2 separate regions of the Homo sapiens genome follow, and region 2 is linked to region 1. Evidence: read pairs that join two places in POLR2A ChIA-PET (ENCODE). Cell type or tissue: PC-3. All regions are shown on one strand. Each heading gives the region's core, and the rest is flanking DNA. Links, peaks and the distances in the headings are about the cores only. Region 1 overlaps NT5DC1 (5'-nucleotidase domain containing 1). Region 2 has its middle 76 kb from the start of LNCPOIR.

Region 1 (17,162 bases), core at 5,300-7,799:
GCTAGAGAAGTCAACTGTAACTTTTTTCAAAGGAATAAGCATTGCCACATTTCTGAGTCTGCTTTGCCCGGAGGCATCCCATTTTAGTTCTCCTAATTTTTTCCAGCTTCTCTCTTCTGAAGGAGGTGGAAGATTTCAAGTAAGGATAATGTCAGTGGGCTGACTTCTGTTGAAAACAAAACCCTCCCAAAATGTTTTATGCTTCACAAATACATTTTAAAACCGTTTGAAATGAAAGCTACAGTGTATCTCTTTGAAGCTAGCCCCTAAAACCTGTCCCAGGTTTTACCTGGAGGCATCTTTGTTTTGCTGTACCAAGGAAAACATTCCTATTTCTTGCACAGTTAATTTGTAAGGCTGTACTTAGGCAATAGTGCCTTTATTCGTTCATCTCAAGCTACAAGCTCTTTAGTTCTTTCTGATCATGTCATCATGTCATCATGTGCATTTTTGGGATCTTTCAACTTCCTTTGACATTCATGAGGAAAAATATTACCAGTGGTGGCTTTCAGCCCTAGGCTTGTAGTGTCTTTCTGTGACCCTGCGATTGCTCTTTTAACAAGCAGACCAAGTGAGCCTGAAAACATCTTATTCAGAGACTAAAAATAAAGTGTGCTAAAATCATAAAAGCAATAGCAAAGGCACATATAGATAGGTTTTAAAGAGATGGCAGAGTAAAGAGACCCATCATCTGGCTCATAGAATATACTAATAGAGAACCCAGGCCAGAGAGTAATTGAAGGGCAGTTACATCATGGCTGGGGATCCACTGTGATTAAAAGATACATAAAGGTATTTATGTTGTCTTTCATTAGTTTGATCACAAATCATTTTGTAATATTCACTCTGCTCAGAGACTGCATAGGCTTTAAACAAAGTCTCTTAAATTGATGATTTTATTATTCTTTTGGTACTTTCTAGTAATAGTGCATTATATATAACTAATTGTATTTTTATTACGTTACTGTCCCGTAGTTATTAAATACTACATATCAGGATTCAGCAAACCTTTTCTTAAAGGGCCAGATAGTAAATATTATAGGCTTTGGGCACCAAGAGACAAAATCAAGGCTATTATATTGATACTTACATTACCATTTTAAGATGTAAGCACCTTTCTTAGCTTGTGGGCTGTGGTTTGCCAACCTCTGGTCTTTATGGTCACCTGGTAAGTCTTGCCTGGTAGCTTTTTCCCACACACACTTACTTCTGTAGTTAGGAATCCTCTGGTACTTGCCTGATATTAGGAGTATAAACATGAATGTTAAGATGGTTCTTTTCTTAAAAGATCTCAGAGTCTCAGAAGAAAGAAAAATACATAAATATGCTTATTACAAGTGTTGATTATAGTGTAACATGATGAATGCCATCATTGATGTGCAGAGTGGGTATTGGGGAGGGCTCCTCATAGAAGGTAACCTTGTGACAAGCTTCCAAGGTTCACCAGGCAGCAGAGGGAAGGCAGAGTATTCCAGGAAGGGAGATAATATTTATGCCTTAATTTTAGACGTTTATTTGGGGTTTTTTTTCCTATCTCAGTGGAAGGTCTGAGTTTCCAGATAATAGCAGAGACAATATCAGTTCAGTGACAAAGAACTTCTGCAGAAATCCTGAGGAAAAGCAGAATTGAATTTTATAATTATTATCCAATAATTATATAGCTAAACAGGCATACCATTTAAAGCATTTGATTTCTGCTTCTGAACGCAAGTTATTTTTCTTTAACAGATAATGGTCATCAAATAAGTTAAATCTCAAACATATAGATTTAGACACATAAATGATGAGGTTTAGTGGATTAGGATTCTTGAGGACTCTATTCCATACCCAAGTTTGTTACTAACCGTAATTTTGAGCAAAATATGTGGTGGCTACTTAATCATCTTTAATATGACAAGGTTGAAGGGTGTGATTTCTAAGGCTCCTTTTAATTCTAGATATAATTAGAATGCATATTGATGGATACTTTTTTCCTCTGCAGAAATCTAATTTGGTGTTTCAATTTTCCTTTATGGCTTTTGAGTTCAGTGCCATGCTTAAAAGACTTTCCACATTGCAAGATTTTAAATAAATTTATATGTAAGGTTCAAAAAGAAGCTAATTTGATTTGTCAAAATTTATCCAAATTCTGAACTCTCACTTATTAAAATTCTGAACAACCTCAAACCCCTGAAATGTAATAATGTACCATGTGAAAAAAAAAAAGAGTAAAGATTTGTGGTGACCCTGTAGTTACCATAGAGTCCCCAAATGCCTTGTAACTGGGCAGTATTGCACAAGCTCCGAAAGCAGACCGCCTGCATTCAAATTCCGATTCTGCCACATGGTAGCTGTGTGACTTTGGGCAAGTTCCTTAGCCTCTCTGTATCTCGGATTTTCAGTTGCAAAACGGGAATCATATAGGACCTGTTCCTGGGGTCATTATGAGGATTAAATCCATTAATAGTTATAAAGGTCTTGGAACTGTGTTTGGCAAAAATAAGCACTCAGATTATGTCAGTTATTATGAGGATAATTATTATAAATAATCTATTTTAAAAGTGATATTAAGTTAAAACCATGGAAATGTTTTAAAATAAATGTTAATGCCATAGGAAATTCCTCAGATACAATGCTGAACAGAAACACAGGTAAAAAAAACTATATATGGTATGCTTAAAATTCCCACAGAGTTAGATATGAACAGAAAATATACTGGCAGGAATCACATAGAAGTATTAGTATGTTTGGCAGCTAGTCTACAAAGATAGCTCTCTAATGAATCATGCCTCCCAGAAGTCACACCTTTCTGTTTTCTTCTCCTTGAAAATGAGCTGGACCTCTATCATCAGTAAAATTCAGCAGAAGTGCTACTGTAAAATTCCTAAAACTAGGTCATAAGGAGCCTTGCAGCTTTTGCTTGTCTTAAAACACTTGCTCTGGGGGAAACCCACCGCCACTTAAGAAGTCCAACTACTGTGAGACCCAAATGCAGAGAGAAAGCTCAAGCTAGCTAAGTGGAGAGATGTTTGTTTCACCAGCTCTCACCGTTCCAGCCAGCCCAGCCCAGGTGCCAGACAGTGAGTGAAGAAACCCTTAGATGATTCCATACCCCCGGGCACAACTCCAAGTGAGAAATGCCTGGCTGAGTTCAGTCAACCCTCAGAATCAGGAGATGATAATACATTGTTATTTTAAGCCATCATGTTTGAGGTGGTTTGTTGTGCAGCAATAAAAAACCCAATACAATGAATTTTCTCTAGCAAAAGTGTATCATATATAAGAAAAGCAATAATTTAATCTCTTTAAATAGTTCTTTTTTCCATATAGGTTCAACAGTAAGAGTTGACTGTATTTTATGTATGTTTTTATATTGTATATTTGGTTATTCTTAATTAACCTACAAATTAATTTAACTAGAACAGCCATTCATTAGCCATGCCAAATAAGTATAAATGTATTGGACTTAGAATAATTTACATGTAAAAAATATAGAGTCCACGAAGTATATTTATTCCTGGACAAACTGTGTACAAATTCTGTACTACCTATTACAGAGAATTTCCTTTTTCTAAGACATTTTTATAAGATTTTTCTCGACTATAACAAAGGGAGGGATATTGGAATGTTTGCTTTGTTGTACTGTGCAAATCTAAGAGAATCTAAGTCTGTGGTTCTTCATGTCCCTAGCCTCAGGAATCTAATTAAAGCTAGAGAGCCTACACCTGCTCTGATCCCCCAACACACACAACACACTGATGAACAAAATGTTGCAAAGAGTATTGGGGTTTCATTCACGCAGTGAGGCCTGTGTATGGATTTTAGGATAAGAACCCAGGCTTAGGGCATTATTACTCCTCAAGCAATGTTGCAGAGTATTACACATAGACTATCCTATATATTTATGTTTGTTATATCAAAGAAATTATTTCATTATTCTAATACTATTTTATCAATTCTTTTTCAAATTTTTTATTAAAAAGTTAATAACTCTGTCAAAACAATTATCAGAGTTAAAATCTCACTGATTTGAAACTTTAGTATGTTCTTTTTTCCTTTTTCTTTTGTTATCATGGAGTAACTAGCCAGGTGATATTTTATGAAAGCATATAGAAGATATGACTGATACAAATACAGGTGGAAAAGTATAGTGAAAAACAGAGTAGTGCCTCATTAAAATAGCTGCTTAACTACTCTGTCTATGCAAGGTATAGATGTGGCACAGACCTAGGAGGCTAGAGAGGGCTTTCCTATTTATATAATACACTGTCTGGACATTGAACAAGTAATCCTTTGTGATTATAATCTTTATGTGTGTTCTGAAATGGATTGCTTCTAAGTGAAATACAACTCTGCATACTTTTGGCTTTATTAGTAAGAAAAGATATTTCTGAAGAAACTGAGGATATCTGAACTAAATTAATTAAGGAAACAGTGCACTCTTGTGATAAAATTTGATCTTTAAAATGCATATTCCTTTGAATACCAATCTAGTTTTTTAAGAAAAATCCAAAGTTTTTGAGTTGAGATTTAATGGGTGGCAGGGAGGCAGGGGAACAAACATCCCAGGATATTCATTTTTTACTGCTATAATCACTCTGTATTTCAGCAATTGATTATTATTTTCAGTTTCTAAGCATTTCATATTTGAACTAGATGAGAAGTGATAAGTATGTAGAATTTGCTTTAAATACTTGTTAATTTTGGATTTCTTTAAACTGTTTAAAACATTTATGCTGACAAAAGCTTTTCATGTATTTACATTTTGTAAATTTATATGCAGTAGAAACCTTTGAGTTATTTTTTGGAGGTGAAGAAAAACAATTTAGAGCCTGTTTACTTTTATTTCATCTGTTTCTAAAAGGATTTGTGAATATTTTATCTTGAATTGCATAGAGATAATAATTAAAATTGGGACTTTATTCCAAAGCATCTTGTTTAGATTATCTATTGCTCCATAGGATACCAACACACAAAACTCAGTATCATGTCACTTATGGATTCTGGGCTTAGTTGGGTGCTTCTAAACGTGGGGGTCTCTCCTGTGGTTGCAGTCAGATGTCAGTGGGGACAGTAGTCTTCTGAAGGCATGACTGGGCTGGATGTCCAAGGGGCTCACTATGTCTTGCAGTTGAAGCTTTTAGCTCAACACTCAGCTGGGGCTGGCAGTTGGAGCACCTACAACACAAATTCTTCATCTAACCTATTCCTCACAGCATCTCAGGTAGCCTCAGATTGGTTGCACATCTTACATGGCACATGACTTCCAACAGGTAAGGAGTCGAAGCTGCCAGGCCATTTAAGGGCTACACCTGGAACTAACACAGGGTCATTCGCACTGCATTCTATTGGTCAAAGCAGTAAAATAACCTCTCCAGATATAAAAGAATGGAACAATTAACTCCAACTCTAGACATATGAGGTGGGAGATATTGTTGTGTCCATCTTGGAAACTCAATCCACTTCACATCTTCTATAATGTTTTATATTCAATAAATTTAACATCTGTTCTATGTGTAGATCACATGTAGGAGAACATGAAAATGCCCCTTCAATTATAATGAGCTACTAAAAACTAATGCTACTTTGAGAAGTGCTGTAACAGGCACAGGATCCTGCCTATTTCACCTCTAGTGATAGGCTCCCTGCAAAAGGATCAGAAAGAGTTGTGTCTAGGTAAGTAGAAGGGGTGGAAGGGAATTCTTATTGGGGATTTTGTGCCAAGCACTATGAGATGGATACTTTACCCACACTACTTTTTTTTGTTTTTTAAGAGATGGGATATCTCTGTGTTGCCTAGGCTAGGCTCAAGTGATCCTCCCGCCTCACCTTCCCAAGTAGCTGGGACTATAGGCACACATCACTGTGCCTGGCTTTCTTCTCCATAATTTAATGAGATTTTATAGGTGAAGAAATTAAGAATTAAAATTTTTAAGTAAATTTCTCAAAAATCCTGATACTGTAAGTGGCAAACCACTTACAAACTTAGGATTCAAACTTAGGCCATTTGACTCCAAAGTGTGTGCTTTTTCTACTTTACATGCAAGAGTATTGCTCTCAAGGCTCAGAAATGAAAGTGAATGTCAAATAGTACACTGAAAAAACATAAAACAGTTCATCAGGTCTTTATTCTCATATATATCCTTCTTATAAAGGAAATAAAAATAAATTCTATTTTACTTAAAAAGATTTTTACTTAAAATGTTTTTAAACACAGACACAGATTTGAGCATTTTTATCAGATAACGTTAAATATGCATAATCTGGTTTTGCACTTCTAGCCGAAATAGTGAGGACCATGTTCTGCTAGGAGAAAAAAGGCTTTCAAAAAGCTGTCTGGTTTTATAGGGGTATTCTACTGAAGTAATTCTCAAAGTGTGGTTCTTGGACTGTCAGTTGACCTGAGAAATTGTTAGAAATGCACATCTTCAGGCCCCACCCCAAACCTACTGAATCAGAAACTCTAGGAGTATTTTTGAAAGCATTCTGGATAATTCTAATTTACCTTCATTTTGAGACCCACTACTCTACCAAAAGTCTGTTTTTGAAATATCATATTCAAAATGCAAAGACATTTTAGAGGAGGAGAAACACTGTGGAAATGGGTGTTCATTGTGGCTAAAGAGTTATCTGTGTTGTGCACATGTACCCTAAAACTTAAAGTATAATAAAAAAAAAAAGAGTTATCTGGCTGGACATCACCATGGAGGCATAGACTCAAGCAACTCTAAGATTAAACGGTCCTTTGAAGCTGCCTGTTTCACAGGTTTGTAAATGTCTGATTGGCCAGTGTGTATCTCTGGGGCTCCACCAGAGGTCTCTAGGGTGGGGGGCATAGGAATTGTTAACATCATCATTCTCTGGACACACTTTCTTGTGAAAAGTGTCATCCAGAATAGAACCCAGTTATCAAGGTTTAGTCTGAAAATGATTAAAAGAGTGGAAATTATTGCTTTCCTGGTTCTGAACATTGTACTGATATTAATGTAGCTCTACAATCTAATCACCTAATTGGATAATACGGAGCACATGAAGATAAGATGCCTAGGGTTATAAAGGAGGACACATGCTTCTTACCCAGCTTTCTGGAGCAGAAATATTTTTCCAGAAACATGATATCAAAAGTACATAGTAGTAACTAAATAAATTGCAAAACATGGTCTCCAAACTTTTTATTTTACTTTGTCTATACTGTGGAGCCTAAGCTGACTGTAAGCTCTATATTTTGAAGTTGCTGACAAACAACAGCTCCTCCAATGTTATGCCTGTATGGCTGAGCTTTCAACCTGGTAAGATTTCATCTCTCCCTATGAAATTGTACCTCACTGAGTCACCTTGTCGACTTTACAGCCTGTCCAGATATTATTGTATGTGATTCTGTCATCAGATCCATCTGCTGACCCTCCCAGCTGTCAGCGTCCTCATTAAAGGATTTGTTATATTTTGAATAAAACCAGGCAGACCTTCAAAAACCTCTCTCCACATTTACGTTGTCTGTCCAGTAACCATGTCGGAAAGAGGAAACTAGGTTCTTTTAGAATGATTCATTCTGATATCATAGGAGAAAAAATAGGTTGTAAACTGATGGCAACAGGGGAGTTGACTAGGCCAAGTGCAGACAATATGGCGTGGTGGGATTGTGGGTAAACTATTACAATACATATGTAATACTGTCCAAGGACATTAACATCCAAAAATTTTAAAATACTGCCGACCCAAAATCATATTTATAGACTGTATTCAGCACAGAGTCAGGCAGTTTGATGGCTTTGGAGAGATAAAGGAGTCTGTTTGGCTTGTCTATACTCATTTAAACTGTTCGAATAATTTTTCTTTCAAAGAATTCCATAATATACACTTTTTCCAGGAATCCTCCTTTCAAAGGAGGAATGAAATCCATCATTCTGTATTCACAATACTTAACTAAATCTAGAGTACCATGCTTAATTGGTATAGTGTAAGAGTAAACACTTTAAAGATCATCAACCACAATGACATTTAAGATAATTGGCAACAGTTATTATTTGTTGATTACCTAACATGTACAAGGCTATATGTTAGGTAATAAAGATACTATAAAATTCAAAAGTCCCTGCCCTCTGAGAGCCTGTGATTTCCAATGAAGCAGGCAAAATACACAGAAAATAATAGTAAGAATTCTGGTTTTTATATTTTATATTTTATATTTTAGGTCAACAAGTCTTAATCCTGGTAGCACATTAGGACTACCTGGGAAGCTTTAAAAAAAAAAATACCAATGTTGTGGCCCTACCCCAAAACAATTAAATCAGAATTTTTGGAGTAGGGCCGGGATATGCAAATTAAATTACAGATCTGGAAATCAGATACTGTTAAAATGTAAATTTTGTATATTATGTTTTTCTCTCATATTCTGTACTTCATTTCCCAGCTTTTATTTGAGAGACTTTCCAAGTATTATGTTTAGCATATAGATTTTCACTTTACACAATCTAGATATTCTAGATTTATTTATTTAATTATAAAATATTAGATATAAACCATATATTTTGTTATATAAACAGCAAATCTGTTTTAATACATTTTAATTTTATTTTTTGCCACCTATAAATAAACAAAATAAATTTATCTCTTTTATCCTCCAACAAATATTTCAGTGTCTCTTAGCAAAGAAGTTTCTTCTTTTAAGAAAATTAATTATATCATCTCTACAGCAAGTACATTTAAACAGTTCATCGCTAGGCATTTTAGCTGTTCACTAGCGTGCTCTTATATAACTTGTAAAGGTTGTAAATATTTAAATCTCTTCTAAATTATATTCTGCAATGGAAACAACAGACCTTATTTGGAGGCTGACCATGGAAGTGTTAGCATCCTGGCATCTCTAGTCCCCTCGGACAGCAGCTTTGAAAATTCTGGCCAAAAATCATGCAAACAGTAGTGATACAGTTAACAAGAAAAAGCTTATTCAGTGATGATAGAAATAGTGATGTGGCACAATTGTCTGTTAAACTGAAAAAAACTGTTTTTAATATTCAGGTTGTACTATACTTTTTTACCACGAGAGGTCCCTATATCCTGTTTGGTGTATTCAGGCCATTTGATGTGCATATCAGACTGTTGCAACACTTTGGTATTATTTCTGTCACTCTACATTAACCAGTTTTTTTAACATAGGAGAGCTAAACTTTTATTCCTTAGAATCAGCTTATTAAAAGAATTTCCTTTAAATCTCATCTGGACCTAGAAAATATCAGCATCAAAGGATATAAGAGTGGTGGAAAAACCAGGAAAATAAGTTACATAAAGTGGCAGTGAAATAGAATTCCTTTGGAGGTTAAGTGAAAACACAGGCTTCTTTGTGAGTTAAGAACAAACAATACCACTCCTTTCCATCTTAGGTCTAAATTCCATTTTGTTCAATCAGTGTTAATTAGTATCATAATTAAACATGACTTTTTTCATAGGCTGCCTTAATCATACATGAATAATATTATTTTTATCACTTCAGTTTGGCTATATGGTACTAATCATACTCTTGCCTTGAATGTAAGGAAACATAAATGTTCCTGTGTCTGCTCCTGCACTAATTTAGGTATTCATATGTTGAATACTTGCTCCATGCCAAGCAGAAAGATATATTTCTTGCCTTTAGAAGTTTATAGTTTCTTTGGGGGATATAATTTAATAGACAATTATAATCCATTGTAGTATGTTTAACATAACTCTTCATTTGATTTAATACCTTGACTTATTTCAATAAAAAGATGTTTCTATTTGTATAATTATGTCTCCTATTCCTTTAATAATTGGAGGTTACAAGGGGGCAAAAATATTTTCTCCATGACAGTGATCTTTTGTAGTAAGAGCAACTCATAATCTACCATTGGGTATGTGTTTGTACAGGGCTTGTCTTTTTTAGTTTGTTCATTTCAGTCTGGCTTATGAACAAAACAAGGACATCTCTGTTATGACTTCAGAGAATAATTTTATCTGATTAAATTATTATATTGGTACTCTTTTGAATCAGACATTATTAATTGAGATACTAATGCAATTAACCTAGGTAAGAAATTTAAAATATTGTATTTAAATGCGTATGCCTTGTATTTTTATTCCTTTGGAAATGTTAACAGTAGCTTTTTAATGGTAATTTATATTTTGATCACTAGATGGCACTAAGCACATATAGCTAAGAAAAAATAATTTTTTCTCAAGTTTTCTGAAAGCAAGTCTATGTTTTCAGCATTACACACTATAAATTTTTTTCTTACGTAGCCCATAAAATTCTTCTTGCTACAAAAGCTTTGTTTTTCTAAGTGAAATAATCTCACATCTGACTCCCTTAGGTATAGTAAGTTACGAGAGAGACACAGCCTCTGAAATTAGCAGTCATCCACTCATCAAACTTCTCTATTCTTAGCCATTTAGATTTATTATTATCATCTGTTTCTTAAACTGACCTTTTCTTACTAGTACTTCCTCTTCCCTGGGAAACAGAGAATATATTTTAATTTTTTTAAAGGGCTATTATATAGCCTCTGGCATGTTAAAAATAGATCCTAGAGATTCACACACAGAAGTTCCTGTAGGGCAAAATATAAAAAGAGCAAAAACTTTGTTTTTGTTTTTGGTCTTCTAAATATTATTCTCATATTGCAAAATATTATTTCTTTTGTTAGTTTTGGTCTGGTTATGATATTCATGCAATATATTTTCTGAATCATGATGCTTTAAGTTGCAAATAATAAATAACCTTAATGTTTAAGCTATTACTAAATTGAGTTATTTTACACAACCAGAGGTTGTCCAGAAGTTGAATGGTACTTCCAGTGGTGGTTAGAGTTAGTCAGTGACTTAATCAGAAATCCAGTGGTGGCCAGGCACAGTGGCTCATGCCTGTAATCACAGCACTTTCAGAGGCCCGAGGTGGGAGGATCACTTGAGCCCAGGAGTTTAAGGCTGCAGTAAGTCATGATCGTGCCACACTGCACTCCAGTCTGGCCAACAGAGCGAGACCCTGTCTCAAAAACAGAAACAAAAGCAGAAACCCAGTGATGTCATCAGGGACCCAGGTTTGTTTCCTTTCATATGTCCACTCCGCCATCTCTGGTATATCAGACTCGTGCTTTGTGTTGATGATAACCGCTGCAGTTCTACATAGAATTTATAATCATGGGAAAGTCCAGTAGTAGAAGAGGGGATATTCCCCCCTTTATAGGTTTATTTTTATCAGTGGTATACATTACTTCAGGATCCTGCAGCAAAGTTCTCCTCAGGTCTCATTTGCCATGCCTGGGTCCCCAGCACTTCCTAAACAATTCAATGACAGGAGGAGGGAATAACTGTGATAGGTGTAGACTGATAGAGACCCTTGCCCTTCCTAGCATCACAGACCCCCTCAGAGGAAGATGAAACCCGAAACAATATCAGAGCACTCCCCAGCAAAGAGGGAGATGGATGTGGGGAGGCAGACCACAATATTTGCTACCGTTTTTTGTTTTTATTTGTTCGTTTTTGTTTCACTTAAAGACTCTTCTTCCTGGCCAGGCATGGTGGCTCATGCCTGTAATCCCAGCACTTTGGGAGGCAGAGTGGGCGGATTGTGAGGTCAAGAGATCAAGACCATTAGACCATTCTGGCAAACATGGTGAAACCCCGTCTCTACTAAAAATACAGAAGTTAGCTGGGCGTGGTGGCACACGCCTGTAGTCCCAGCTACTAGGGAGGCTAAGGCAGGAGAATCACTTGAACCCGGGAGGCGGAGGTTGCAGTTAGCCAGAGATCATGCCACTGCACTCCAGCTTGGTGACAGAGTGAGACTCTGTCTCAAAAAAAAAAAAAAAAAAAAAAACAACTCTTCTTCCTGATGTCCTGATATTCTTGAAATATAACTGCCAAGTATTTCAAGTGTTTCACACTGGAGAGAGTCACGGATGTATCCCATATCTAGCTATTGCAGACTCTATCATTCAGTACAAGCTGTTTAACCTTTTTTTTTTTTTTTTTTTTTTTGTCTATGCATGTGTCCTTTTCCTAACAATTAGAGAAAGTAAAATCTTGAATCCTTTTTATCTGCTTACTAGTTCTATCATGCTCTGAGAACAGTATGTGTTATGAATCTAGTAACATTTCAACTAAATCTGCAATTGCCTGCTAAGTACCCACAACTTTAAAGGCATTGGGTCAAGCACTATGGGTAAGTCTGGTCAGGACATCTGGAAACACTGCCACCATCTGCCCTGGAGCTCAGCCAGACCCCGTGGCCACTCTAAAGGGGCAGAGCAAGCAACCCCGCTTCAGTGATGCGAGTCATTCATTGTTCCCTGTCAAATACAGTGCCTTTTGGCCTGTTCTGGCCTATTTTGCACCGATTTTTCCATTTTGATATCTCAGCACTTCTCAGAGGCTATAGAATGGCTCCCCTAGTATAGATTCCATCTGAAATAGCAAACTGTGACTCTGAGGAACTCATCGCCCTTCTTGGCTATTTATGCAAAAGATGTGATCCTGGTGCAATATCTGAGTGTTGATTTGTTTCTTGTCTGTATTCAGCAAATATTCATTGAATAATTAAAAGAGTATTTGTAACAATTGATATTTCAAATGTAAGGTTTTCTCTTACAGCATTTGAAAATGCTGATCATATTGTGTTTCTTGTGTTACCTGTTTTAACAGTTTATCAGTTCTTGTCAAATAGCCAGCGAATATTATCAACTAACATTTTCAAACAATATTGTGTTTTCAAGTAAAGAACTATTCTTAAAAAGCAAGTAGTATTGGCATAATTGCTAGGTCGGTCAAACCTTGTTCTTATCCTTTTAGTTTTATCTATAGATTTGAAAGAGATTAACTTGTTAGAGAATATATTTAGTCAAAAAATGTTTAAAAAGAAAAACCTCATTGATATTTTTATTTTTCAGAAAACTGTGGAATATATTTTCCAGAAATAAAAAGAGATCCAGGCAGATATTTACATAGTTGTCCTGAATCTGTGAAAAAATGGCTTCGACAGCTAAAGAATGCTGGGAAAATTCTTCTGTTAATTACCAGTTCTCACAGTGATTACTGTAGACTTCTCTGCGAATATATTCTTGGGTGAGTGATGAGTCATTCAGTTTTCATTGTCTTATGAAATACAGATAGCAAATTAGACCAGGGCTTTTTTAAAAGTGTCAGCCATGACCATATCATTATTTTAAACAATGCTGAGTGACAAGTTGATTTTTTTTCTCATGACATACCTCAATCTCTGCTGACAGCAGCCCAACCAAGTACATTTTAGCAAAGCAGTGTTATTGGGGACCAGTATGCTCATAGCTCACCGAATGTCCAGGTTTTAGGTTTTCTAGAAGGTGGTAAACTGTATATCCTTCAGTTTTCCATGAATTTGGTTTCTCATCTTTGGACGATGATTGAGGGACTCTGAGTTGTAGGTTATACTCCTCCACAGATACCTGGAGTACAGCCACTCTTTAGTCATTTCCGTGCGGAGCCATGTATTTTACTGTTTAACACAGCCATGATGGGATTGAATTCATGAGAATGAAGGCAGTATAATTGCATAGACTTTAAAGTAAGACAGACTTGATTTCAAGCCCCGCTCTGCAGTTTACTGTATTACCTGGGGCAGGTTTTATAACCTCTTTAAGCTTCAATTTTGCCGTCATAAAAATGGTACAGTAATTCCTTGTGGGTATGAGGGGATATTTAAATAGCATAATACAGGTAGAGAATTAGACAGGAATAGTTGATAGACTTCAGTGTGTAAATACTTATTCTTGTGGGAAATACCAGGAAATGTCTATGGTCAAAGCGAGATTCTACCTGAGTCATTAGGTCTCCCCTAATGTTTCCTCAAATTCCATCAAATACCGAATTGCCATGAGTATGGAGCAAGTTTGAGCCTTAAAACCTACCTTCACCAGCCCTTTTAGCATCATGATTTCCATGTTCCTTAGCATGTGTGGCTTTAGTTTCTTCTATGGTATGCTTAGAATCTGTGAGTAGAATTCCTGCTTTCTGAATAATATACAGGCTGATACATAATAATGCATCTTTTGGGTGAATTAAGGCTAAAGTCCTGGATGTCTTAGAAGGTGCCTCTCATAGAGACATTTGCTATCCTAGTAGTGGGCCCATGCTTTAAAATGAACAATCTGGATTTTAATTCCTTTTTTATTAGCATAGATAACCATAGTCTTTCTTCATCTTAATTTCTATGTATTGCTGTTTGGATTTGTAAAAGTATTCTAGAATGTTGGGTAAATACTGTTTCCCCCATTGTAATAGTGAGTCCTTCAGGAGAAGGGCTACCTTGCCTTTGCCATCAAAAGTAATCCTTAATATAATGCTAACTACAGATTTAAAATCATTAATTATTGTCATACAAAAGTTACCACATTATAAGACTACACTGATTGTCAAATAAAGTGTCTTCTTCACATTTGAAGCACTCTCTGAAAGATGACCATGACTTGCTATAATGCTGCTTTCTGTGGGACCCATGTAACACACAAAATTGTTAACTCTTCAAGCTAACAAAGCCAGCCAATTTCAGGCCCCCAAATTTGAAGATAGATTTTCCAAATATTTCCAGCTGTTAGAAACTATTGAGTTCACTACCAAAGCCAGCTTGGTACCTAGAGTCTATGTGCTACTCTCTTTTTTTTCCTGATTATGTTTATACTTCAAAGAGTTGTCAGGAAGACTAGTACTCACCCACCTTCTATTTCCAGTGGAATGTTCACCTTAAAGTGTGTGAGAAAAATATAAAGCATGTAAAAGTTAGTCAAAAGATGAATGATGCTGTGGTAAAATAGATAAGCAAAGATCAAGTTCTGTTTTATATGGACCTTTTCTAATTCTTAAAATAAACTTATGAAAAATTGTGTTGCTTTTAGGAATGATTTTACAGACCTTTTTGACATTGTGATTACAAATGCATTGAAGCCTGGTTTCTTCTCCCACTTACCAAGTCAGAGACCTTTCCGGACACTCGGTAAGTTACATTTGGTTTCTTTCTTTTCCTGTATACAGTTGGCTAACAACCTTGTGCAGAACACTGTGTTGCATGCAATGCCATGTCTTCTTTCCTCTCATGGGGAAGAAAAAAGATAATAAACCTATGTTTGTATTAAATTTTATGCTACCGCTTTATATCACAATTATTTCTTTGCATGTCAGTCTCTCCCCAACTTTAAAAATGAAGGGCATGAACTTCACCTTAGTTTTTAGGGCCTAAATAAATGCCTCGATAAATATTTGAAGGATGGATTACTTGTGATAAATCAGTCAAGTTATCTTCTAGAACAAAAGCGCCTGTGGAACACATGAGGATCATAACAAATGAAACATTCCTCTCTCTGGGGAACAGGCAAGGCCTTCCTGAAAGGTTATTTAGAATTGTCATTCATGTAGAAGAGACTGATAGGGAGAGAGGTGGAATGAAAGGGATTTGCAGATGAAAAAGAATGATAGTAGAGTGAGGTACTCATAGTAGGTGTTCTTGAAAGCTTCTTGAATAAATACATAAATGAATAAAAAGAAGAGCCTGATCCGGAATAGAGAAGTTATAGTTTTTGGGGAGTGAAAGACAGTGTTTTGATATCTGTTGTGTCTTTTATTTCTATTTAAGTAGTTTCAAATAAGCTCAATGATATATTAACATTTGAGGACCATTCAGAAGTTCTCTTAGGAGATGAACATCTAAAATAAATCCAGGATGGTTGGAAATTGAAACACACTTAATGGTTGCAAATGCACATAAATGTATAAAAGATTATTAACAAATAAAATTTATAGATCTACCTAGAAATCTAGCTGTATTTTAAACAGAATGATAAAATTAACATACATGCATATTATATGCAAAATATATATAAGTGTCCACCATAATATATGATTTATAATTTTACTTTTGATTCATATGCTTGGCATTATATAACAACCTGGGCCAGGTTGGACTGATATTTAATATACATTTCTCTACTTTCCCATGGCCACACACTATCCTGCTTTGAAATAAAATTTAAAATTTCCCAAAAAAGTGTTCATGTGAGTCAGATGGATTTAATACATTTATTTAATATGGTAATACAGTATTATTTACTTTGAACTTTGCTATTCAAAAGCCTGATTCAGTTCTAGGCATTTGATAGTAGCTCAGTACTCAGTGGTGGGCTTATGAACAGTGAAATCTAAGTGAGGTTCATGGTAGCACGTGTCAAGCACCAAGGCATTTTCTGTGCACCAGACAGATGTGTGAACATGTGAGCACATCAGCAAGTGCAAGGGATGCTTATGGATTGTAGCACGTGTCATGAAGCTAATAACCACCTTATGAGGTACAGTATATGGGGCAGGCCTCCTTAGAGTGGCTGGCCAGGGAAGCTCTGTCCAAAAAGGTTAGGTAGGGTGACTTGCAAGGCGAGCCCTAAGGGACAAGTGCTGAGAAGAGCAGAGGAAGAGTGTTCCTGGCAGTGGATCAAATGAATGCCAAGGCCCAGTAAGAGAGTAGTTTTGTCACATTCTAGTAACAGAGAAGAGACCTGCCATTCTGGCACATGGTCATGGGGTGGGAGGGGGTGAAGTTAGGGAGGCAGGCACCCGCATAAGCGGTGGAAAGGGGTTTAAATTTTATTCCACAAGTAACCTGAAGCTGTTCCATTGTTTGAGGCAGAAGAGTGATATAAGAGACTACTTTGGCTGCTGGGTGGGGAATGGTTTGAGTGTGGGGAAGGATGGGAAGAAGAAGACCTGGCAACTGCAGCGTCCCTAGTAAGATAACTGTCGTGGTTTGGTCCAGAGCGACAGTACTGGAAATGGAGAGAGGTAGATACATTTAAATACATTATGGAGTTGGAAAACACAGAGGGCTCGGTGATACTTAAAGAAACAGCAGACAAAAAGAAAGGAGTAATAAAAAATAACTTCCAGGTGGTTGATTTTTCTTTTTCCTCAAATGAGCAAGTGAGTAGATGGTGGTACCATTTACAGACTTGGGGAAAAATACAGAGGATAAAGTTGTGTGGAGTAGGGGTTATATCTGTTAAGAACTCATTTTTCAACATGTTAATTTTGAGATGCCTATGAGTTATGTAACTGTCACTATCAATTAGGAAATTGTATAAATATGCCTGGAGTCCAAGGGAACAAGTCTAGGCTCAAGATATGTATTGGGAGTAATCAGCTCATAGATAGGT
Region 2 (17,162 bases), core at 6,849-9,348, 1.6 Mb before region 1:
TACATCTAGAAGCATCCCTTGTGATTAATATTTTGAAATGCATGATAACATTGGTTAATACATTCGGTGACATGGTTGGTAACTTCTGATAATATGTGACATAATAGTCCATTTTATTAACCATTGTAAATACTCTGACAGGTGGAAAAAGAAGCAAGATAAAATGTCTGCTTCAGCTTGAACACGTTTTGACCACATCCAAAGAACCAAGGCAGAGAAAGAGAATGGGGTACTATGTCAAGGTTCAATATAGAATCAAGCAGAATCAGAATATATGTAGATTTTTCAGAGCTTACCATATAGTCAGAATCAATCACTGCAAATCAGAGAGAGAAATACGAAAATGTCATTAAACAAATTTCAGACATTTGGGTTGGTTCCAAAAATGTGGCACATGTACACCATGGAATACTATGCAGCCATAAAAAATGATGAGTTCATGTCCTTTGTAGGGACATGGATGAAATTGGAAATCATCATTCTCAGTAAACTATCGCAAGGACAAAAAACCAAACACCGCATGTTCTCACTCATAGGTGGGAATTGAACAATGAGAACACGTGGACACAGGAAGGGGAGCATCACACTCTGGGGACTGTTGTGGGGTGGGGGGAGGGGGAAGGGATAGCATTAGGAGATATACCTAATGCTAAATGACGAGTTAATGTGTGCAGCACACCAGCATGACACATGTATACATATGTAACTAACCTGCACATTGTGCACATGTACCCTAAAACTTAAAGTATAATTAAAAAAAAAAAAAAAAACAAGTTTCAGAGAAAAGGACTTCCTTTCCAAATGAGGGGCCCTGCTTCCACGGACAAAGCCAGCTTGGATCATGAGCTGTCAAATGTGAACCAAGAATTACAGCCCCAGGAGGAACAGCTGTCTTGCTTTCAGGACACTGAGGTCTATGCTTTGCTTAAACCTAAAATGTATTGGCCATTGAAGATAAATCCTGATTCTTTTTTTCAATTAAAACTTTGATTTTTGCATCTCAATGATTGCACATAATAGGCACTCCTAAAATATTTGTAAGACTAAAGTAAATAACTTAAGGAATAAAAGGGTGATCATATGCATAGGCAATATAAATGAAGAGTATTAATTTATCTATAGCATTTTAATAGAGTCACCTATGGGTTTTTTTTTTTTTTTGCTTCGGTTTTACTTGATTTTTAAAAGGGTTTATGTATGTATCTATTTGTTTCCTCTTGACATGTGTGGATGAAGCTGCAGAGGTGAAGGAAAAGATACTATTTATCACCTACCTCCTAATGCTGTAAGAATTTATTAAATAATGGTGACTTTTCCATGATTCCTTCTCATACTCAATGCAATCCATACTGCTTCCTGTGGAGAAACTGCTGTGTGAATAGCAAAAAATGTTTTTTGATGGCAATGATGAACCCCAAATATAAACTGCTTCTTTAGAGGAGAGAATCTCTAATGTTCTTTTATTGACAGAGCATTGGAAGAATAGAAAATTACAATCTTCTGTCTCAGTTAGCCTGGAGTTCTTCTCTAAATCAATCCCTTATTCAAACATGAAATGTACATCTTATGGCTCCCTCTTCTCTCCTCAACTTCTTGCTTAGGGCAAGACCAATGAGATTTTGAAGTGCTCCAGCTTAGCTGGTTTTTAATCTTCCTTTTAAAAACATCATTTGCAGCTAGAAATCTGATTCAGTTTAAAATGCTGAGTTTTAGTAAACTGAAAACTGAGATTTATAAATGCATAGTGAAGATGAAATGCAGTAATCGAAGTAATAAAATAGCATTATGAAGAGTAGTTGACATGCATGCTTAGAACCTATTTTTCAAGTATTAAATACTAACTCTAAATAATGTCAAAATCAAACATGCTTTAAAAATAGAAAAGAACTAAAGGTCATATTATGAAATGTCTATAAATTGTAGTCTTTTTAAAAGCCTCACTGACCAGAAGTTTATAAGAAAAAAAAATAGTGATTCCAAAAAATCAGCTGAAACCATAAACACAGAATATTATTTTTCTATTATGTTATGACTCCCCTCTACATTATTTTGTACTTAACCTAAAATTTGTTTTATTTTTGTTTTCTGTTACATACTTTAATATTTGCAAGAATTTTAAAAAAGATATTTGAAATGACTATTTCCCTAAAGATCCAGTTCTAGATGGTGTAGAAAGACCTTGAAATAAGTGAACTAGAGGCTTCTTTTAAGATATCTATAAAGAATTAATTCCTAACTGCAACACCAGAAACTCAATATTTCTAATAATAAACATAGTATATCCAATAAATTTCTGCTACTATATAGTCCATCTTAATTTGATTTTCTTAATCATAAATAAAGCCTGAAATGACATAACTATTCAAAGTCGTGACAAATTGGTGTTTTATGGTTGGATGTGGCCCACCTCATGCTCCTAGAATAGGATGTTTTTAAACTATAGGAGGACATTCTACTTTCTGAGATGCATTCTAATTGTTTACAATCAACATTGGGTCTCCCCTTTAGGCTTGTCACTAGGCGGAGACTCAAGTAGAATAATACTCCAAGACCATTTGTACTTAATGAAAGCAATTTGTTATAAGCTGAGGGGAAAGTGTCCTTTGTCTTTCTGCCAAAACAGCCTTGCTCTGTTTTTGTTGAGGTCATTCAGATTAATGGGGAGACTACAAGATGCTCTAAAACAAAAGCATTAGTGAGAAGATGCAAAGCATTTTTCTAAAACAATGCTAAATACCAGGGAACATGTGTAGTATGTTTTCAGACATCTATTATGAAAACTGCTTAAAATTAATTATTCTTAATTGCGTTTTCCTATATGGTATCCATATGGCCCCATTGTTCATTTAATAAAATGTTTTTTGACAAATGCTATTTTTAAAGAGTGATGGTAGGAATTGTATAGATATAAATAACATTTATAAGACTACACAATTTATAGTTTATGGTCAGTAGATTTTAATAAGACTATGATCAGAACACATCATTTTATTTTATTTTATTTATTTATTTTTTTTGAGATGGAGTCTCACTCTGTTGCCCACGCTGGAGTGCAGTGGTGTGATTTCAGCTCACTGCAAGCTCCGCTTCCCGGGATCATGCCATTCTCCTACCTCAGCCTCCTGAGTAGCTGGGACTACAGGGGCCCACCACCACGCCAGGCCAATTTTTTGTATTTTTTAGTAGAGACGGGGTTTCACTAATCCTTCACTTTAGGTGAACAATTAGGGGAAAAATATACCTATAATCATCCTTGAAGAGTAGCAGATAAAAAAATGAAAAGTAAAATACAAAGAAATGTAATGCATTATCTTAGAGAGGGAAATCATGGCCAGGCCATATGAGATACTTTTATAGTAAAGACTTTCAAGTGTTCTAATTACCACATAGACTGAGGAATGTATGCATTTGAAAAGAAATATCACCTGGATGTCTCTTTCAATTAGAATTCTCTATTTTTCAGTGACTTCTTCCTGACAGCTCAATCCAGAAAGATTGAATTTTATCTTTCTCACACTTCCTTCCTAAGGGCTGCATTTGTTAGATGCTTATTTCAAACACTTTGTCTTCGTTTCCTGTAAGTTTTCTAACTTTGACCATGTATCCCTTACCAAGGATTCTATGAGGGGGAGAGAATAACATATTTATCCAATTTGGAATTTGAAAACAAAAAAGAAAAACCATGTTAAACTTCAAGTAGTAAGGTTCTGGATGACAGTGACTTTATAAGAAATTAAAACAGTATTTCTCCATTGAGAAGATTTGATAGACCACATATGCACCTTAGATAAATCACACTGCCTTTATCATCCCATTCAGGAAAGTTTAATTTTTGTCCTTGAGAGATTTAAAGGCACCAGTTGTTCAGTTATTTGTGAGCAGTTCTGACCAGTTCTCGCCTTGTGGTATTCCTATTATGTTACTTAGAAGATTATATATGTGAAGATTTTGTTTTTGCTGCTTTTTGTACATAAGGCTACGTAATCTTTTATACAAGCTTGTTGGAAACTCATTTGATATGTAAGAAGAGTCCACATATGATACTTAAATAGAACTTCTAGTCCATTAATAAGTACCTATTATGTTCTCCACACTTTAAGACATTTTCAATAATTATTAATTTGTCCACTGTAAGTGGATGTAATACTGGCTAAAAGTCTTGGTTGGCTGGAACAGAAATAGATGGCTTCTGTGTTACTGTCATAGGATTTCAGGCTTCCTGTCACAATATATATTTCAGTCCTGTTCTAGATGAAGCATAGTGGGAGGTAAGGAAGGAATTCATCATTTTCAGTCTTGTGGCTTCTTAATTATAGGCCTCTTTGTTGAGGCTATTCACTTGGCTATCAATTAGGATCAAGTGTTATGCTGTACTGGCTGCTAGATACAAGTCTGCTAAGAAAAGGACTGAGATAACCAACTCAAAGTTGTCATAAACAGAAATGACATGTGGTCACCCTCAAACTGTTATTAATCAGAAATTAGCTGATACTATAGTGGATAAGATTTGGTATGATATAAATGATTAAATCTCAGGAAAACAATTTATGCATCACTTTCTTCATCTGCATTAGACATAACAAAATTCTGCCACAAGAGTTTTGTTAGGAGTAACTGAAAACTGAAAGATAATTTTAAAGGGCTTAGCAAAGTCTTCACAGTAACAAAAATAATAAGGATGTACATACCAGCTAACAAGATAATTGTACAGATAATTGGAAAATGTACTTCCTTGGGTGCAATGTTTATACCAAGAGGTAAAATAATGTTAGTAAGATTCCATCAATGTCCATAAAACACACATTAATGAATGGATTCATGCTGCATCTATGTATTAGCATACATTTGTATTCGGATTAAATTATAAGATAAGCTTGTATAAATAATGGAGAACAGGAGAGCATTTTTCACTTAAATTTGAGATGATATATTACTGAAGAGTTTTACTCTTACACTAAAAACACATATTCTTAAAACCTTAAATAGAGGAGATAAACAAATACAAAAGCCCAACAACAACAACAAACGCTGCAATTAAAGGAGTTTGAGAGACATAAAAAGGCATTTTGGTTCCATACGCCTGATACGCCTGGTACTGACAGACACTAAAAATATAATATTCTGACAACACCCTTTTGCTTGATATAGATATATTGTTCTCTATATTACACACACACACACACACACACACACACACACACACACACACATATTCTGAGATGGAGTCTCGATCTGTTACCCAGGCTGGAGTGCAGTGGCACTATCTCAGCTCACTGCAAGCTCCCCCTCCCAGGTTGAAGTGATTTTCCTGCCTCAGCCTCCCAAGTAGCTGGGATTACAGGTACCTGCCACTACACCCAGTTGATTTTTGTATTTTTAGTAGAGATGGGGTTCCACCGTGTTGGCCAGGCTGGTTAACTCCTGACCTCAAGTAATCTGCCTACCTCGGCCTCCCATGCTGGTATTCAGGCATGAGCCACCGCTCCTGGCCTATATTCAACATATTGATTAGCTGAATTAATGAGTTGCCTTGCTACTATTTAGTTGTATTTTTAAAGACAAAACAAAACATAAAGAAGCAAATAATCCAATAAATGTAATTTAATTTATAATTTCTTCTTTCTTCCCTCCATCTTCCTGTCCTCCATCTTTGGTCCTACTTTTATTTTATCTTTGCTCTACCTCATTATACAAGGGATTTTTAACTGATCTTAATATTAATTTATGGTAGACAATAATAACTCAACTAAACCTGACACTTTGAGAATATAAATACAGTCTTATTTATACTGATTATTTTAAAATCACACTTTAAAAAATTGTTGCTCATATTTCATGTATAACTGAGCATATTCTAAGATGCTGAACTCTAAATGGGGTATTGCTGAATATGGGGCTGGGCAAAACTCCATGCCCTCTACAGTTTGGTGAACCATTGTTTTGCTCTGTTGCTTGTGGCTTACCCTGTGATCCCTGCAAAGCTCTGAAGTGGTCAACAGTGGCTGGCTGGCCAGCCACTGATACTTGGCCCAATGGTTTGATGTTGGTGATCCAAATCAGATCACATTCACCAGAATCTGCCCCTTTTGCTTCCCTTGTATACTTGCGTGTACAGGAAAGGATCTCCTAACTGCATTGCCTGAAACAGTATGACAGAGAACAGGTTTTCAGATAATGTCTGTCCTATCCACTGTCTGCTCCTTTGGCTGTAGATAGAAAAATCAGAAACTGGAAGATTACCAGTATCAAGTTCTTCACAAATTTTCAGGTAGATTTGAACATTTTTTTGTTCTCAAAAGTTGACACAAAAAGGCATGGTAATGCAACAACCTGAAATAAAGAAAGGAATCAGGCCAGTTGCGGTGGCTCACCCCTGTAATCCCAGAACTTTGGGAGGCCAAGGTGGGCGGATCAGTTGAGGTCAGGAGTTCAAGGCCAGCTTTGCCAACATGGTGAAACCCTGACTCTACTAAAAATTCAAAAATTAGCCAGGTGTGGTGGTGGGCACCTGTAATCCCGCTACTCGGAAGGCTGAGGCAGAGAATTGTTTGAACCAGGGAGGCAGAGGGTGCAGTGAGCTGAGATTGCACCACTGCACTCAGCCTGCATGACAGAGCGAGACTCCACCTCAAGAAAAAAAAAAAAATTAGCCAGGCATAGTGACACATGCCTGTAACCCCAGCTACCTCAGGAGGCTGAGACACCAGAATTGCTTGAACCTGGGAGGCGGAGGTTGCAGTGAGCTAAGATCAGGTCACTGCACTCCAGCCTGGGCAACAGAGTGAGACTCTGTCTTAAAAGAAAAAAAAAGAGAGAAGTGAATCAAGCCATAAGAATATTGTTATTTCCTGATCTCACAACAAAAAGTCTACGCTATCTGGATTCAAGTTTGATTTTATTCTCCACATATTTCTGCAATGTTGAATTTACCTTAAGCATACTCATATCTTATGTTTATATTTCTACTGGCTTTCCAACTGGCTAATGACTCATATATTTTACGATAAAATTTCACTAGAGTTGGAAAGGGACATGAAAGCATATTACTGTATTCAAATCTATTTGAGTTTCTTTTAATAACCAGGTTTATTCCCTTCTTTTAAATCATCCTTATTCCCAAATGGAATTCTGCTAGAAATAGAGTCTAATCATTCTAATTCCCTTAAGAACTGAAAAGCTGAAGCAATATGGAAGGTTTTAGATACAACTCTATTATTTCTATAATAAGCATAATTTTACCAGCTTGTTATACAAGACTGTTATTGAAGAGCTATTGAGTCATTGGATTGTGAATTACTGAAAATTTCATAACAGTTGGCATATTAACAGATAAATGAAATGCTGAACTAATGGGACATTTTCTAGTAGAAAGTTAAAATTAAAAAACATTGTTAATTATAAAACAATTTGCACTTGTATGCTATCATTATTAGTAACAATGATTTTGATAAAAAATGTTATAAATAGAAGATTACTTATTCTCGCATAGGCTTTTATTGGAGAGAGTTATCTTAGCCATTTGAAAAATAATTAGCTACTTATATAATTAATAATATAAGTAAAAACTTGATTTTTCTATAAATATGTTGTCCTTTGAATGTTTTATATATGTAAATATTTTTAAATAAAATATATAACTACATGGTTGAATACAAGATATTAATTTTCTTATATAAAAGTTTAGACATATTATTAATTAAAAAGCAATAAATATAAAAGATTTGAGTCTGAATTTTATGTTTTCACAATTATAATATTATTGGTTAGGTTTACCAAATTATTAAGCTATATTAACTATGTTACTACAAAGTGCCTAGGAACTGAAATTTAGAAAACTGTACAGTATGAACATCTTCTAGCATAAAACTAAAAATGTGGTGATGAATGAAGACTCTAAAATATGTCAAATATGGACAATGTTAATTCTAATTTGCAAATTTTATATCTTTCCAGTTTTTGCCCTTCACTAGTCTGAAAAAATATACCAACATATTAGCTGTCTAATTTTCAAATTATTGTTCACTCTAAAATTTCCCACAAGTTACTCATTTCCTTAGATTACCAAAATTAATTGACCTGGAAGTGAGAAGATAACTTAACATTTTAATGAGGCTGATAATACCACTGAGCTCACAGCCTACACTTTTGACTTTAAAAGTATAGTTTTAGGTGAGTTTAAGGATACAGAAGTAATGAAATACAGAAGATTGATAGGGGGAATTGAATGGAAGAGACAGTAGATATTTTGAAGGTCTATTCTACAAAACTGGGAAACCAATTGGATAAAAGGAGTAAAGAATTAGCAAACTGAGTGATAGCTTCTCAGCTCCCTAACACATAAAAGCTCTGGTAATTATAGTAACAAACACTTAAAATATAATTTACCATGTGCTATTCATATATTAACTCATTTAATGTTCAAAACAATCTTGGGTAGTAAATTCTATTACCATCCCACTATAAAGATGAAAAAAAGAAGGCAATATAGATGTTAAATTTTTTGCCCAAAACCACCAAGCTAGTAAATGGCAGAGCTGAGCTTTAAACCTTGGAAGTTTTATTTGGGATTGTGGTCTTTAACATTACATAATAATGCTATATTACCTTTCTATATCCTTTTTTCCCAATAAAATATGCTGTGTGCTTGGATAATTGGGGAATTTTTTCAGTTATTTAATCTTTATCCTACTTTGTATCTATGCTAGAAGACCAGGAGAGTAACAGATTGAATTTGAATGCATTCCTGTGTATCCATGCTGAAGGAAACCTAGCACATTCTGGATTGGAAATTTCAGTTGAGCCCAAAGTGTCAAGTTATTTCAGAAGGCTTACATAAGTCCTTAGAGATGTGCACATTGCTATCACTTCACTGGAAGTTTCCCTCACAATGAACAGTACTGTAAGAAGTTCTCCTAAGACCTTGCTCAAGAATCCTGAACCAATTATCCCTTCTGATCTCGGATTTCTTACATAAAATGATCCATTTGTTATCCACAAGAGTTAATGACCCTTGAATATCTGATGTGAGCATAAGATTAAGAGGTTGGCTTTTGGAATCCAGAAGATTTAACTAGTTGTTAGTCATAATAAAGTGGTTAAGAGTGCACATTCTGGAGCCAGATTGCTTGAGTTCAAACTCCAGCCTCACTACTAGTTACTGATGACCTTGGAAAAATTCAATTCACTTTGTGTAACTCACTTTTCTCATTTGTAAAATGTGTAACACATTAGAATTATCTCACAACTTGTTATGAGAATTAAATGAGATAATATATGCACAAAATTTTAAATGGTTTCTGGCTTTTGGTACATCCTTGATGAATATTATCTATTCTAATACTATGGGTGCTTGAGCAAGGTGCTTACCCTTTAAAGCCTCAACTTCATCACCCATGACATGATCATGGTAATAACTGCTGCCTTGTAGAGTTGTTGCGAGGCTTATAAGATATGGTGAATGGAAAGTGTTTTGTACAGAGCCTGGCATAAATCCAGTGTCACCCTCCTGTATTTCTACTTTGCACTCCTGGACATGATTGCCCTGGTGTCTGTTCACAGCTGCAGATTCACAACAGCATGTCTACTGTTATGTGATTGTGTTATTTTGTTAAGAAATGGGCATTAGAAATGATACAGAGAGATGGGGAGGGCTAAGTTAAGCCATTTGGGTGAGATTTGGAAAAGGCTGGAGCCTCAAGAAACAGCCCCACTTTCTGGAGCAGGTCTGTGAATGGGGCTTGCTGTGCTGCATAGGGACATGCATGCTGGGCAGAAGAAACAGTGATAATTGAGAGTCCTGAGATTGGTGCAAGCAGTATTCATGTAGGGGTGGTCCTGCAGCCAGCCTGGCTGACACCAGTGGTCTCCAGGTGACTTTGTCTTTTGTTTCTCTATGAATATTCGGAAATCTTAGCTTTGGCATGGGTATGGCTGCTGGCTGTGTTTCAGATATATTTTAAAGTTTGAATATAGGTGTCAACAAAGAGGGTACATATGAGTGGGAAGGGAGCAAAGGAACATCTGTCATGTAATCTACATACTCAATATTACCAGCATAGGAAGGTGGATAAGCCTGGGCAAATTTCTCTTAATATTGAAGTATTTTGTCATATATAAGCACATGCAGATAAGTATAAATTGCAGTAGAAAACTATATTTTCAAACATATTAAACATGTTAATTTACTGAATGCTTATAATATATGTAAACCAGGGATTATGATCCTAATTTTACAGATGAGGATGGGAAACCTAGGCTCAGAGAGATTGAGAAACAAACCTGAAACCTAATAGTAAATAAAAGAACTTGGATTTGAAGCCTGATCTATTCTACACTATGTGTGTGTGTATGTGTGTGTGTGAGAGAGACTTGTGGGTAGCAGATAAAAATCTCGCTAAGACTCAGAAATGTAAAAAAATACAACAATTTTGTATAAATAAATTCAATCTCTATTTTGAGCCTACATTTCACTCAGTGGCAGAAATATAGTTTTAGTTGGTTTGTACCCCTTTTCTTAGGCTGCATCTAAGTTCCAGGAAGCTTGCCTTGGAATACAGCCAGAGAGGGACACTTCATCCTTAATATTGTATATCCCTAAATGTATTCATGTAAACAACTCTTGTTTTTATGGAGATCATATGATTTATTATCTCAAGCAGACACTTTCCAGAATAAAAGGAGATACTGGAAATAACTATGCCAAGACAATGAATACAAGGCATGACTACCTCAGGCAAACCAGATGTGTGGTTCCTATGCATATTTCTTTCTGCTGGGTCTCTTCTGGTCTGGCAACCCTCTTCAGTAATTTTGTACCAAGCCCAGGTCCACAAGGAAGTATGTGTAAAGGGAGCACATGTTGCCAAGAGTCAGTCTACAGAGGCAAGGCAAAGCATAACATGGCTGCAGCTGTGTGCCATAAGGACAGAAACCCGGTGCCTTGACTCTGTGTGCTATTTGTCCTTATTCAGCCTTTGTGTCCTGTATTGCCTGAATTGGGACTACATCAAGCTCTGGGAGTCTCTGTGAGACTGTCCATGTCTCTGTCTGTTTCAGCCCACAGGAATGTCTTCATTTGCTGGTTTCTTGCCATCTTTCCCAGGCTGTCTATGGGGAAGGTCTCTTCCATTCTCAGAGTCCACAAATCTATTGTGGGCATCAATATAGTAATAAGGGAGGTGAAAAGATGCAACAAATAAACTCAAACCCCACTGGCTTTTGTCCTGGTTACCTCCTGCTCCAATCGAGTGTTTGGTGGGCACCTTTTCAGTCACAGTATGATTCATGGTCCAGGCTCTTTCCATCTTGTGGCTCCTCCATCTTCTAAGGTCTCTTCTAGAGAAGAGACAGAGCATGGGGTTTATAGAAATTAATCTTAAAAGTGGTGTACATCACTTCTACCCACTTAAACTGAAAGAGAGCTGAGCAATGTCAGCTAGCAGGGATCAAGGCTTAGGAGGGAAAACCGGGATTTTTGTAAGCACTGGCATTCTTGACCAGGCAGCACCTCCCTGTGTCAATCTTTTTTGTGGCTTTCCTCTTCTCTGCCATCAGCCTGATTTGGGAAAGGAGGCTGGGGCTAGGCATACATGCTTTTCTTAATCATCTTCTGTCAAATACTCTGTCTATACTAAGATTCCTCTGAGTTGATTTTTTTTTTCTAAGAGTTTTATGCTTTTGAAAACAAGGCCAGAAACATACTCATTTTTCCTGTTTTCTACTCTGTCACATTACTCTTCTGAGTTATAGGTTGGGCTGTTTGGTGTGTGTGTGTGTGTGTGTGTGTGTGTGTGTGTGTGTGTGTGTGTGTGTGAGAGAGAGAGAGAGACAGAGAGAGAGAGAGAGATGCAGGCACAGTGGGGCAAAAGAACAAAGTCAGAGAGTAACAGGAAAAATTGTTAATATTCTCAAAGCATTATCTCAGGATGTAACTATGTAGCTATGGCTTAACTACTATGAACTGGTGCATTTCCACACAGCAAATATAAATGCAACACTGTTTCTCTCTTCAAGGCTGTATCACTTGTGTGTTCAGGTATTCTAAAGACATGAGAATCTAGAGGGTGGCTCATGCTATACTGATACACTGTCAGAAACAGAAGCTGGCCTCAGACAAGCCATGTTTGGAATATGAAAACTAGGCAAATCCCCCAATTTAATCAACAAGTTTTAGCAATTCAACTTCTCCAGTATAAACAATCCATTACATTTTTATATATGATGGCAGCAATTAAAATTTTCTAATACAGTAAAAATCAATTTCTCATTGAAGGTAAAAATGACTATTAATATCTACACTGAGTTTTGCTCAAGTATAGCATAAAGTAGGTTTAGAGATGAATCATCAGAACTCTCTGAGGTTGGCATCGCTTAGGAAGGCAGGTGCCTGGTGAGAATAGACGGCCCCCACTAGGAGACTCCATAACCACAAAAAAAAAGGCAAAAGGGTGGTGGATCTGAGTTACAGGCAGTGGGCACAGAATATGTCTTGACTCAGAGTTCTTGGGCTGTGCATGCACCAGGATGGGGGCTGAGGTTATAAACAAGAATGTTTTTTGACCTTGTACCACATTGAGACTTGGGAGTCTGTGAGCCCTCCAGGATACTGTGGTTACCAAGGATTCTCCATCTTCTGAAGTATTTCTATGGAATACTGCAATCAAGCATATTGGAAGCCACCAAGCAGAGCATCTGGCCCATACTTCAGTATTCCAGGCTGAAACACCCATGACTGCCTAAAGCCTGTATTTTCCTTTGGAGAATGTTCACTGCCCTGAGTCCTCCAGCCATCTGGTCACCTTCTACTACTGGGTAGACTCAGATGTCCAGCATTTCTGAGCTGCCTCACACAAGCTGAGCCACAGAGCCATGCAGCACTGGGCTTCTGCAGCCTGATCTCCAACGCTGCAAACCTTGCCAGTTGACTAAGAGCCCCTCTGCCCTGAAGTCTCATCACTTTCAGGGATACTGCTATCCTAGTACCTATAGCCACTATTGGTTCAATGGTAAAATGTGTTCTTGTCATTTTAAACCTCAGCCTTTACCCTGGTGCATGCACAGCCCAAGAACTCTGGGTCAATCAGTGTTCTGTGTCCAGTGCCTCTGACCTAGATCTACCATGCTTTTGCCTTTCATGTGGTCATGGAGTCTCCTAGTGGGGACCCTCTGTTTTTACCTTGCCCTTGAATTTCTTTAAATATAATTAAATTTAATTTAATAGTAAGTTCTGGGATATATATGTAGGATGTGCAGGTTTGTTACACAGGTAAACGTGTGCCATGGTGGTTTGTTGCACCCATCAACACATCAACTAGATAGTAAGTCCCACATGCATTAGCTATTTATCCAGATGCTCTTCTCTCTGTTCCACCCCACTGACAGGCCCCATTTTATGTTGTTCCCCTCCCTCTGTCCATGTCTTCTCCTTGTTCAGCTCCCACTTATAAGTGAGAACATGTGGTGTTTGGTTTTCTCTTCCTGTGTTAGTTTGCTGAGGATAATGGCTTCCAACTCCATCCATGTCTCTGCAAAGGATGTGATCTTATTCCTTTTCATGGCTGCATAGTATTCCATGGTGTCTATGTTCCACATTTTCTTTATCTAGTCTATCATTGATGGGCATTTGGGTTGATTCCATGTCTTTGCTATTGTGAATAGTGCTGCAATGAACATACGTATGCATGAATCTTTATAATACAATGATGTATATTGCTTTGGGTATATATCCAATAATGGGATTGCTGGGTCAAATGGTATTTCTCGTTCTAAATCTTTGAGGAATGGCAACACTGTCTTTCATAATGATTGAGCTAATTTACTTTCCCACCAACAGTGTAAAAGCATGCCTATTTCTCCACAGCCTTACCAGCATCTGTTGTTTCTTGACTTTTTAATAATCACCATTCTGATTGGCCTGAGATGGTATCTCATTGCATTTCTGTAATAATCAGTGATGCTAAGCTCTTTTTCATGTTTGTTGGCTGCATAAATGTTTTCTGTTGAAAAGTGTCTGTTTAGGTCCTTTGCCTGCTTTTTAATGGGGTTGTTTGTACTTGTAAAATTGTTTTACTTGTAAATTTGTTTAAGTTCCTTGTAGATTCTGGATGTTAGATCTTTGTCAGATGGAGAGATTGCAAAATATTCTCCCATTCTGTAGGTTGTCTGTTCACTCTGATGATAGTTTCTTTTGCTGTGCAGAAGCTCTTTAGTTTAATTATATCCCATTTGTCAATTTTTTCTTTTGTTGCAATTGCTTTTGATGTTTTTGAAATTTTTGGCTGTTCCTATGTCCTGAGTGATATTGCCTAGATTTTCTTCTCGGGTTTTAATAGTTTTGGGTTTTACATTTAAGTCTTTAATCCATCTTAATTTTTGTATACGATGTAAGGAAGGGGTCCAGTTTCAACTTTCTGCATATTGTCCCTTGTCTTTCTAAGGGATGCCCCCCACTCACAGAGTTCTGATTATATATTTCCCAGTCTACATTGTGCTATACTTGAGTAAAACCCAATGAAACTATTACTAGTTATGTTTGCCTTCAATGAGAAACTAATTTTTATTGTATTTAAAAATTTTAATTGCTGCCATTGTATAGAAAAAAAAGTAATGGGTTATTTATATTTGTAAAGTTAAATTGCTAAAACTGGTTGGTTCAACTATTTTGACTGGAATTAGTGCTATATGCTCTTGTTATTTCTAACATTTGCATAAAGCTGAGGGTAAAAACTTGCCCCAAATATCCAAGTCTATCCTCTGCTTTTCCATTCACATTCATATGCTTGTGAACTTTCTACTTCTTTGGGGTCACTTGACTTCAATGAAGACTTCCAATGCTCAGAACAATAATAGGAATAAAAGTTTTGTTGTGCTTAATTTTGAAAGTGTTCTTCATTAGAATAAAAGGGGGTGCTATTTGAGAACAGAATTTTTATTATAGCAGCACTTAAGCACATTAGCCTCATGTGTCTTGGGCTCACTGTCGTGGTTCTTACAATTTTGGCAGGCTAGTTTAAAAAAAAAAAGAAAAAAGAAAAACTGGCCAAACAGACAGGCTCCTGGTGCCTCTTGCAAAGCACCAGTAGAACTGTGGAAACAAATATTTGTTTTGAAGTTCTGAATAATTTCACACAATGAAATGTGGCTGTATTTTTTTTTATCTTTAAGTTCTAGGGTGCAAGTGCACAGTGTGCAGGTTTGATACATAGGTATACATGTGCCATGTTGGTTTGCTGCACCCATCAACTAGTCATTTAAATTAGGTATTTCTCCTAATGCTATCCCTCCCGCAGCCCCCCACCCCCCAATATGCCCCGGTGTGTGATGTTCCCTGCCCCATGCAAGTGTTCTCATTGTTCACTTCCCACCTATGAGTGAGAACATGCGATGCTTGCTTTTGTCTTTGTGATAGTTTGCTGAGAATGATGGTTTCCAGCTTCATCCATGTCCCTGCAAAGGACATGAACTCATCCTTTTTATGGCTGCATAGTATTCCATGGTGTATATGTGCCACATTTTCTTAATCCAGTCTATCACTGACGGACATTTGGTTGGTTCCAGGTCTTTGCTATTGCGAATAGTGCTGCAATAAACATATGTGTGCATGTGTCTTTATAGTAGCATGATTTATAATCCTCTGGGTATATAACCAGTAATGGGATTGCTGGGTCAAATGGTATTTCTTGTTCTAGATCCTTTAGGAATTGCCACACTGTCTTCCACAATGGTTGAACTAATTTACACTCCCACTAACAGTGTAAAAGTGTTCCTATTTCTCCACATCCTCTCCAGCATCTGTTGTTTCCTCACTTTTTAATGTTTGCCATTCAAATTGATGTGAGATAGTATCTCATTGTGGTTTTGATTTGCATTTCTCTGATGACCAGTGATGATGAGCATTGTTTCATGTGTCTCTTGGCTGCATAAATGTCTTGTTTTGAGAAGTGTCTCTTTGTATCCTTTGCCCACTTTTTGATGGGGTTGTTTATTTTTTATTGTAAATTTGTTTGAATTCTTTGTAGATCTGGATATTAGCCCTTTGTCAGATGGGTAGACTGCAAAAATTTTCTCCCATTCTGTAGGTTGCCTGTTCACTCTGATGGTAGTTCCTTTTGCTGTGCAGAAGCTCTTTAGTTTAATTAGATCCCATTTGTCTATTTTGGCTTTTGTTGCCATTGCTTTTGGTGTTTTAGTCATGAAGTCCTTGCTGATGCCTATGTCCTGAATGGTACCGCCTAGGTTTTCTTCTATTGTTTTTATGGTTTTAGGTGTAACATCTAAGTCTTTAATCCATCTTGAATTAATTTTTGTATAAGGTGTAAGGAAGGGATCCAGTTTCAGCTTTCTACATATGGCTAGCCAGTTTTCCCAGAACCATTTATTAAATAGGGAATCCTTCCCATTTCTTGTTTTTGTCAGGTTTGTTGAAGATCAGATGGTTGTAGATGTGTGGTGTTATTTCTGAGGACTCTGTTCTGTTCCAATGGTCTATATCTCTGTTTTGGTACCAGTATCATGCTTGTTTTGGTTACTGTAGCCTTGTAGTATAGTTTGAAGTCAGGTAGCATGATGCCTCCAGCTTTGTTCTTTTGGCTTAGGATTGACTTGGCAATGAGGGCTCTTTTTTGGTTCCATATGAACTTTAAAGTAGTTTTTTCCAATTCTGTGAAGAAAGTCATTGGTAGCTTCATGGGGATGGCATTGAATCTATAAATTACCTTGGGCAGTATGGCCATTTTCACAATATTTATTCTTCCTGTCCATGAGCATGGAATGTTCTTCCATTTGTTTGTGTCGTCTTTTATTTTATTGAGCAGTGGTTCATAGTTCTCCTTGAAGAGGTCCTTCACATCACTTTTAAGTTGGATTCTTAGGTATTCTATTCTCTTTGTAGCAATTGTGAATGGGAGTTCACTCATGATTAGGCTCTCTGTTTATTATTGGTGTATAGGAGTGCTTGTGATTTTTGCACATTGACTTTTTATCCTGAGACTTTGCTGAAGTTGCTTATCAGCTTAAGGAGATTTTGGGCTGAGATGATGGGGTTTTCTAAATACACAATCATGTCATCTGCAAACAGGGATAATTTGACTTCCTCTTTTCCTAATCAAATACCCTTTATTTCTTTCTCTTGCCTGATTGCCTTGGCCAGAACTTCCAACACTATG

Evidence for each region. Peaks named below come from ENCODE experiments on the same cell type or tissue, not always from the same donor. Only the 100,000 strongest peaks of a DNase experiment are listed, where the experiment ranks them.
Region 2: POLR2A ChIA-PET joins it to region 1 with 5 read pairs; 1 of 35 experiments calls an interaction of 5 or more read pairs at or near these places.

The regions. Positions count from the first base shown.
Region 1 is chr6:116,208,173-116,225,334 of GRCh38, forward strand. It overlaps NT5DC1 (5'-nucleotidase domain containing 1), which reads left to right. Exons shown (of 12, transcript NM_152729.3): 7 at 12,882-13,056; 8 at 14,862-14,959. It also overlaps a transcript of COL10A1 not described here. Among named protein-coding and RNA genes, the nearest start is that of TSPYL4, 37 kb to the right of the region's middle. In PC-3, for the core only: no CTCF peak of the experiment used is centred there; no DNase peak of the experiment used is centred there; H3K27ac peaks cover 378 bases.
Region 2 is chr6:114,612,877-114,630,038 of GRCh38, forward strand. No RefSeq gene overlaps it. Among named protein-coding and RNA genes, the nearest start is that of LNCPOIR, 76 kb to the left of the region's middle. In PC-3, for the core only: no CTCF peak of the experiment used is centred there; no DNase peak of the experiment used is centred there; H3K27ac peaks cover 548 bases.